Regions from separate parts of the Homo sapiens genome. Here region 1 is linked to region 2. Evidence: read pairs that join two places in POLR2A ChIA-PET (ENCODE). Cell type or tissue: PC-9. All regions are shown on one strand.

Region 1 (4,000 bases), 1.3 Mb before region 2:
TTTAACTTTTTTTTTAACCTTCTTGCTTTGTTTGCACTTACCATGGAGCACTTCGCCAGTACTTCCTCCTGGAATCTCAGGAATCCTTCCTGAACCTCAACTTCATTGAGGAAAAAGGCAAGGAAGTGAGTGAAGGGCTGCTTTCTTCGAAAAGTGTCCAAAAGAACATCAATCCGTGTTCGGGCTGAAATTACACCATTTCGATGCTGGCCAGTGATTACTGTAAACAAAGAAGAAAGGGTAAACTGCTCAAGGACCCCCAAATGCTTATAAAACAGGACCTCTTGATACTGTCACCTCTGAGGAGCTAAAGCAGTTCTGAATGCGTATATGAATCTAAACAGGGGACAATAACAAATATAAGAAAACTGCTAATTAATTCAATGTAAGCAGAATGAGGCTTAAAAATAGAATATCCTTGGCCGGGCACGGTGGCTCATTCCTGTAATCCCAGCACTTTGGGAGGCCGAGACAGGTGGATCACGAGGTCAGGAGATCGAGACCATCCTGGCTAACACAGTGAAACCCCACCTCTACTAAAAATACAAAAAATTAGCCAGCCTGGTGGCGGGCGCCTGTAGTCCCAGCTACTCGGAAGGCTAAGGCACGGATGGAGGGAACCCAGGAGGTGGAGCTTGCAGTGAGCCAAGATCGTGCTACTGCACTCCAGCCTGGGCAATAGAGCAAGACTCTATCTCAAAAAAAAAAAAAAAAAAAAAAAAAGAATATCCTTAAGACAGCTTATAAAGTAGAAAAATGAATTCAAGTACTACAAAGCAAACCCTTGCTAGTAGGAATGTAAAATGGTGTAGTCACTATGAAAAAGTTTGGTAATTCCTTAAAAAGTTGAACATAGCTGGGTGCAGTGGCTCACGCCTGTAATCCCAACACTTTGGGAGGCTGAGGTGGGCAGATCACTTGAGGTCAGGAGTTCAAGACCAGCCTGGCCAATATGGCAAAACCCCATCTCTACTAAAAATACAAAAATTAGCTGGGTGTGGTGTCACATGTCTGTAATCCCAGCTACTTGGGAAGCTGAGGCACAACAATGGCTTGAACTAGCAAGCTGGAAGTTCCAGTGAACTGAGATCACGCCACTGCACTCCAGCATGGGCAACAGAGCTAGACCCTGTCTCAAAATAAATAAATAAATAAATAAATAAATAAAGTTGAACATAGACTTACCATATAACCCAGAAATTCTACCCTTAGGGATACCCAAAATAAGTAAAAACCGAGAAAGAAAAAGGGAAGGGAAGGGAAGGGAAGGGGGAGCAGGGAAGGGGAGGGGAGGGGGGAGGGGGAACGAGGAAGGGAAGGGGAGGGGGGAGGGAGAGGGGAGGGGAGGGGGGAGGGAGAGGGGAGGGGAAGGGGGAGGGGACGGAACGGGTGAGGAGGGAGGGGAGGGGAGGGAAGGGAGCAGATGGAAGGGGTGAGGAGGGAGGGGAGGGGAGGGAAGGGAGCAGATGGAAGGGGTGAGGAGGGAGAGGAGGGGAGGGGAGGGAAGGGAGCAGATGGAAGGGGTGAGGAGGGAGGGGAGGGGAGGGGAGGGGAGGGGGAGGGGAGGAGAGGGGAGGGGAGGGGAGGGGAGGGGAGGGGGAGGGGAGGGAAGGGAAGGGAAGGGAAGGGAAGGGAAGGAAGGAAAGAAAAGAAAGAAAGAAGGCAAGGCATGCTCATGCCTGTAATCCCAGCACTCTGGGGCAAAGGCCAAGGCAGGAGGATTGCCTGAGGCCAGGAGTTCCAGACAGCCTAGGCAATTTACTGAAACTCTGTCTCTACAGTGGTTGGAGGTGGAGAAGCTTCTGATGTTCCATTGCCTGAGATTTCAAAACAGACAAGACCAGATCCTTGTCTAGAGGATTAAAAGCTACCAGATCATTTCCTTCTCTGATTTCTCTAATTTAGGAGACACAAAAGAAATGGGTAAATCAGAGCAAATATCACACGAATGCAACTGCAGACTTGACTTCACATCACAATTCAATTTACTCTAACCAATACATTTGGTTTTTCTATATACTTTACTTCTCTACAAGATCAATAAGCCAGTTTATTTATTTTATTTTCAAGAGAGTCTTGCTCTGTCACCCAGGCTGCAGTGCAGTGGTACAATCTCGGCTCACTGCAACCTCCGCCTCCCAGGTTCAAGCGATTCTCCTGCCTCAGCCTCCTGAGTAGCTGGGATTACAGGCACGTGCCACCACACCTGGCTAATTTTTGTATTCTTAGGAGAGACAGGGTTTCATCATGTTGGCCAGGCTGGTCTCAAAATCTTGACCTTGTGATCCACCCAACTTGGCCTCCCAAAATGCTAGGATTACAGGTGTGAGCCACCACACCCAGCTAATTTTGTATGTTTATTTTTATTTTTTGAGATGGAGTCTTGCTCTGTCGCCCAGGCTGGAGTGCAGTGGCACGATCTCGGCTCACTGCAACCTCCATCTCCCAGGTTCAAACAATTCTCCTGCCTCAGCCTCCCAAGTAGCTGGGAATACGGGTGTATGCCATCACACCCAGCTAATTTTTTTTTTTTTTTTTTTTTTTTTGAGACAGAGTCTCACTCTGTTTCCCAGGCTGGAGTGCAGTGGCACGATCTCGGCTCACTGCAACCTCCGCCTCCCGGGTTCAAGCAACTCTCCTGCCTCAGCCTCCTGAGTAGCTGGGATTACAGGTGTGCACCACCATGCCCTGCTAATTTTTGTATTTTCAGCAGAGACAGGGTTTCACCATGTTGGTCAGACTGGTCTCAAACTCCTGACTTTGTGATGTGCCCTCCTCGGCCTCCCAAAGTGCTGGGATTACAGGCGTGAGCCACTGGGCCTGGCCGGCTAATTTTTTGTATTTTTAGCAGAGACGGGATTTCACCGTGTTAGCCAGGATGGTCTCAATCTCCTGACCTCATGATCCGCCCACCCCGGCATGAGCTAACACGCCTGCCTAGTTTTTATTTTCTCTTCTTTGTTTTCTGTTTTTTTGTTTGTTTTGAGACAGTCTCGCTCTGTCACCCAGGAGGGAGTGCACTGGTGCGATTGGCTCACTGTAGCCTCGACTTTCCCAGATAAAAAGATCCTCCCACCTCAGCCTCCCAAGTAGCTGAGACTACAAGCATGTGCCACCACACCCAGCCAATTTTTGTATTTTTTTGTAGAGATGGGGTTTTGCCATGTTGCCCGGGCTGACCTTGAACACCTGGGCTCAAGTGATCCTCCCACCTAGGCCTCCCAAAGTGTTGGGATTACAGGCATGAGCCACCAAGCCCAGCCTGACACACTAGTTTTTCACACTGCAACATTTGTGCTAAGTTAAAATGGAGTCTTTATAGCCTGTCTACCCTTTTCTGGATAAGTTCTGGAATGAATCTAGTATATTAAAATGGCTAGGGTCTCCACATTTACACCACGTTATAATTTTACTGCAATAAAAAATATTATATAACTTACTACACAAATAGAAAAAATGGGGAACATATAACAAGTGTTAATAGCAATTATGTTTGGGGTTCGTATTATAAGAGACTTCCATGTATACCTTATATATAATTTCTGCAAGCTTTCTCTTTTTTGAAAGCATGTATTAATTTTATAATCAGAAAAAATTAGGGCTGGGCGCAGTGGCTCATACCTGTAATACCAGCACTTTGGGAGGCTGAGGCTGGCTGCACCTGAGGTCGGGAGTTGGAGACCAGCCTGATCAACATGGAGAAACCCCATCTCTACTAAAAGTACAAAAGTAGCCAGGCATGATGGCACATGTCTGTAATCCCAACTACTTGGTAGGCTGAGGCAGGAGAATCACTTGAAACCAGGAGGTGGAGGTTGCATTGAGCCAAGATTACACTAAGCCAAGATCATGCCAATGCACTCCAGCCTGGGCAACAAGAGCGAAACTCCATCTCAAAAAAAAAAAAAAATAGATGAAGTAACTTTTAATGCAATTATAAAATGACCTTGGTATTTGTAACTTGAATGTTAAAACTCAAGGAAAATAAAATTTTGCACTT
Region 2 (4,000 bases):
GAATGAATCAAGCTGTGCTTTTGATTCCATTTCTTAAAATTCTTAATATACATCAAAATCAAATCTCATACCTCCAACCTGGGCAAATGAAACAGTCTCATGGATGTTGCCATACCTCTACCTCCCTCCACTATAATCTCTCATCCACTATACACACACCTACAAAAGAAGGGCTCCCTAATATATAGCAATATATGGCAAACGTATACTCCCTTTGTGATGACTATACTCCTAGAGCCACCATACCAAAACCTCACGCAGCTTTTCTTTTTAAAAAAAATAGAGACGGGATCTCACTGTGTTGCCCAGGCTGGTCTCGAACTGCTGGACTCAAGTCATCCTCCCATCTTGGCCTCCCAAAGTGCTGGAATTACAGGTGTGAGACGCTGTGCCTTGCTTTTTTTTTGTTTCTCCAACTTTTCTTAAAATGTTACCTTCACTTCAGTTAAGCTGCCTTTGTTTGATCTCTGAGATCTAATGTGGAATGCCTTTTCTTATACATTTATTCAACTTTGGCACTCTTGGTATCTTGGGCTGATAATTCTTTGTTGGGGTTGGGGAGAGACTGCCCTGTGCATTGTGTGATTTATTAATGAAAAATACTTTGCAAAAACAGTATGTTTGGCCTAAAATAGTTCAGCTGACTCTGAGGGTTTACAACAACAACTGAGCAAGTGACAATAATGGCTGTGCTGTTGAGGACATCCCTGGCCTCTACCCACTAGATACCGGTGGTACATCCCCTTTATCCATTGAGAACCACTGCCTCAAGCTTGTACATCCAGTGCATGAGGGGAAAAAAGAGAACATCTCACTCGGAAGGTCAAAGAAAGCCAAAATGATATTGCCCACCTTCCCCACAATTGTCTGGGTCTGTACACATGGTGTGGGTACTCCATGTAAAGGGTCTTTCCAATTCTCCCACTCATTCCTTATCTTCCTAGACCATCCCTCAGCTGAGACTCAGAGGATAGAAGGGGAGAAAACTAGCTCAGAGGATAGAAGGAGAGATGACCATTTCTGTTCTGGGGATGTCCCAAAGACTGGGTATTAACTCCCCTTTGTCAGTTAAAAGCTTATTCTGTCATGACTGAAGCAGGTCATTTTCGTAAGTAGACAGACTCTAGGGGTGCTGGTCTAAACCCTTGGTCTAAGAATCATGGTGCCCAACAAATGATTTAATATTTATCTAGATAAATGCACGACTTTGAAGCAGTAATTCATATCTTCACACCACTCCACCTTGGGATACCCCCCTCCCCATAGGTATACTGATTTGACCCTTGGAGGCCCCTGAAAAGGTACCAAATTCTGGCATATAATATTAGATTTGGGGGAGTTACCTGGGAGTCTATTGGGCTCCCCTGCCATGGTGGGCATCAGGACATCTGGGGACAGGAACTGTGGTTGGGGAAGGTAGAGTTGGGGACCGAGGAGAAACACAGAAGGGTCATGGATGACAGGGAGGGAAGAGGAGCTGGAACAACGGTGCCCGGTTTCCAAAGGCTTCCTCACGTTTGATGAATCCTTATAATGAGACAAGACAAAAAAACATAGAGATGAGGATTAACACAAAGCAGGATGTAGTTGGGTAAACACAGTGAGGCAAGCAAAGGGAAATGGAGGGAACCAGAGCACAAACATGCCTACATGCCTTGTTCTGGAACAGGACCCAATTTACTCAGTTGCTCTCCCTGCTAGCCCTCTAAGAAACTGCAAACTTCAGATCCTTATCCCTTAACCAGTCTTCCTCATATCCCTCACCTTCCCAACCCTATCATTCAGGTCTTTAGCAAACTCCTTAATGCTAACAGTAGAATTAGAGAGATTGAGATAGAAATTTAAAAATAAAAACGAAATATGAGAAATTCAGAAAGCCTGAGAGAATGAGAAAAAAAAATCCTTCACTTATTCTAAGTACTGGGAATGAAACTATATATGTTTAAATGTAGAATCAAGAACTCTACCCCATCTTCTCTCCTGTCACTGCTACACATTCCACAGCTTCCTCTTTTGCCTGTCAAGTTTGTATTTACTGATGCTAATGTCCTGCTCTACTCCCTATTAGTTATCTACTTTTATGATAAATACCCAGAAATATTCCCCTTTAACATCTGAAACACTAACATATCCAAAATTGAACCAAAATCCTTCCAAACTCCTCCTCCTGGCACCTCATTTTCCTAAATCACCCATATTCAAACATTGGCAATGACCTTGATTTCCCACTTCCCATCCACAATTCCATTACTTGCCAAGGACTATCATTTCTACCTATGGGTTTTATATTTAAATTCACCTGGACTACTGCAACAGCCTTCAATCTGCTTTTCCTATCTCCCATCCACTCCTCCTTACTGTGGCCTACAAGGTCCTGTGTGATATGGCCCTGCTGCTCCTCACTTTATTTCCTATCATTCCTGGAGCTTTTACACTCTAACTTTAATATTCCTCAAACACACCAAGCTCATTGCTACCTCAGAGTCTTTATACTTCCTGTTTCTGTTACCAAGAATATTCTTCTGATGGCTCATACTTTCATATCACTGAGATCTCTAATCAAAAGTTACTTCCTTAGAGCTGATTTCCCTCACTACCCTACTATCAGGAATAGCCCTCAAAAAAACCACTATTACCTCTTTACTCTTTATTCTCTTGCCTTATTATTCTTTATCATACTTATCATTGTCTGGCATTATGTCATTTATTTGTTTATTGTCTTCTCCCCTATTTCTTTTTACTTCTGTATCCGCAGCACCTTGAACAGTGCCTAGAACAATGTGGGCACTTAGTAATAATACATTAAATAAAATAATCTATATGCCAGTATGTCTAATTTCCTTTACGAGACTGCAAGCTACTCAAGGGCAGAATTTGTGTTGTTTCATCAGTGTATGCTCACAGCACCTACTACAAAATGGCACAAAGTAAGCATTTATCATACTGCCTAAGGACCAGGTGCCAGTCCTCTCAGCATGTGACACAGCTAATTATTCCTTTCTTCTTTTTTTTTTTGAGACGGAGTCTCGCTCTGTCACCCAGGCTGGAGTGCAGTGGCGCAATCTCGGCTCACTCACTGCAAGCTCTGCCTCCTGGGTTCACACCATTCTCCTGCCTCAGCTTCCCAAGTAGCTGGGACTACAGGCACCCGCCACCGCGCCCAGCTAATTTTTTTGTATTTTTAGTAGAGACGGCATTTCACTGTGTTAGCCAGGATGGTCTCAATCTCCTGACCTTATGATCTGCCCGCCTCAGCCTCCCAAAGTGCTGGGATTACAGGCGTGAGCCACCGCGCCCGGCTATTCCTTTCTTCTTGAAACACTCTCCCCTTGGTGACTATGGTACCACACATCCTTGGTTTCCCTTCAGTCTCTCTAATCTTTTTTTCTCAGTCTCCTTTTAGGGTTCTTCAGAAGAACCACCTTAAATCTGATGCTCTTTAGGGATATGTCCTGGCTCCTCTTCTCTTTCTGCAAGTCTTTTCCTCTTTTTCAATGGCTATGATTCCCAGATTTCAATTTGCAGCTTATATATCTCATTCCAAAAGCCTGCCAGATACCTCCACTCAAGCTTAATATATGTAAAACTGAATGCATATCTTCCCTCAAATATATCATTATCTACCCATAAAACTTGAGTATCATCCTTTATCCCCACTCCCAACATCCAGGCAGGCACCAACTCCCACTGATGTTTACTTCCTAACTGGGTCTCAAATACATCGACTTATCTCTATCCTTCCAAACTACTTACTGTGACATACAGGGCTGTCTGTGGTCCATAATATTCTTTGTATCCTCTCTTGTCAACACTCTCCATCATCTCCCCTTGCCAGACTTTCTAATCCTGCCATACTAAATAAGCTTCTTTTAATTCAGTTAATATTTGCTCAGGTCCCTTTTACTTGCTATATTCTTTTTGCTTCCTCCAGGAAGCCTTCCATGATACCTCAAGCCTGATTTAAATATCCCTTCTATTATGTTCCCATAGGATCAAATCC

The links. Peaks named below come from ENCODE experiments on the same cell type or tissue, not always from the same donor. Only the 100,000 strongest peaks of a DNase experiment are listed, where the experiment ranks them.
Region 1: POLR2A ChIA-PET joins it to region 2 with 5 read pairs; 1 of 35 experiments calls an interaction of 5 or more read pairs at or near these places.

Annotation. Positions count from the first base shown.
Region 1 is chr10:72,196,770-72,200,769 of GRCh38, forward strand. ASCC1 (activating signal cointegrator 1 complex subunit 1) reads right to left here. Exons shown (of 10, transcript NM_001198800.3): 5 at 42-220. Among named protein-coding and RNA genes, the nearest start is that of ANAPC16, 17 kb to the right of the region's middle. In PC-9, no CTCF peak of the experiment used is centred here; a DNase peak (open chromatin) is centred at 1,732; H3K27ac peaks cover 1,037 bases.
Region 2 is chr10:73,499,312-73,503,311 of GRCh38, forward strand. USP54 (ubiquitin specific peptidase 54) reads right to left here. Exons shown (of 24, transcript NM_001391956.1): 23 at 1,344-1,527. PPP3CB-AS1 (PPP3CB antisense RNA 1) reads left to right here. Exons shown (of 5, transcript NR_132104.1): 3 at 284-376. Among named protein-coding and RNA genes, the nearest start is that of PPP3CB, 5.3 kb to the left of the region's middle. In PC-9, no CTCF peak of the experiment used is centred here; no DNase peak of the experiment used is centred here; H3K27ac peaks cover 745 bases.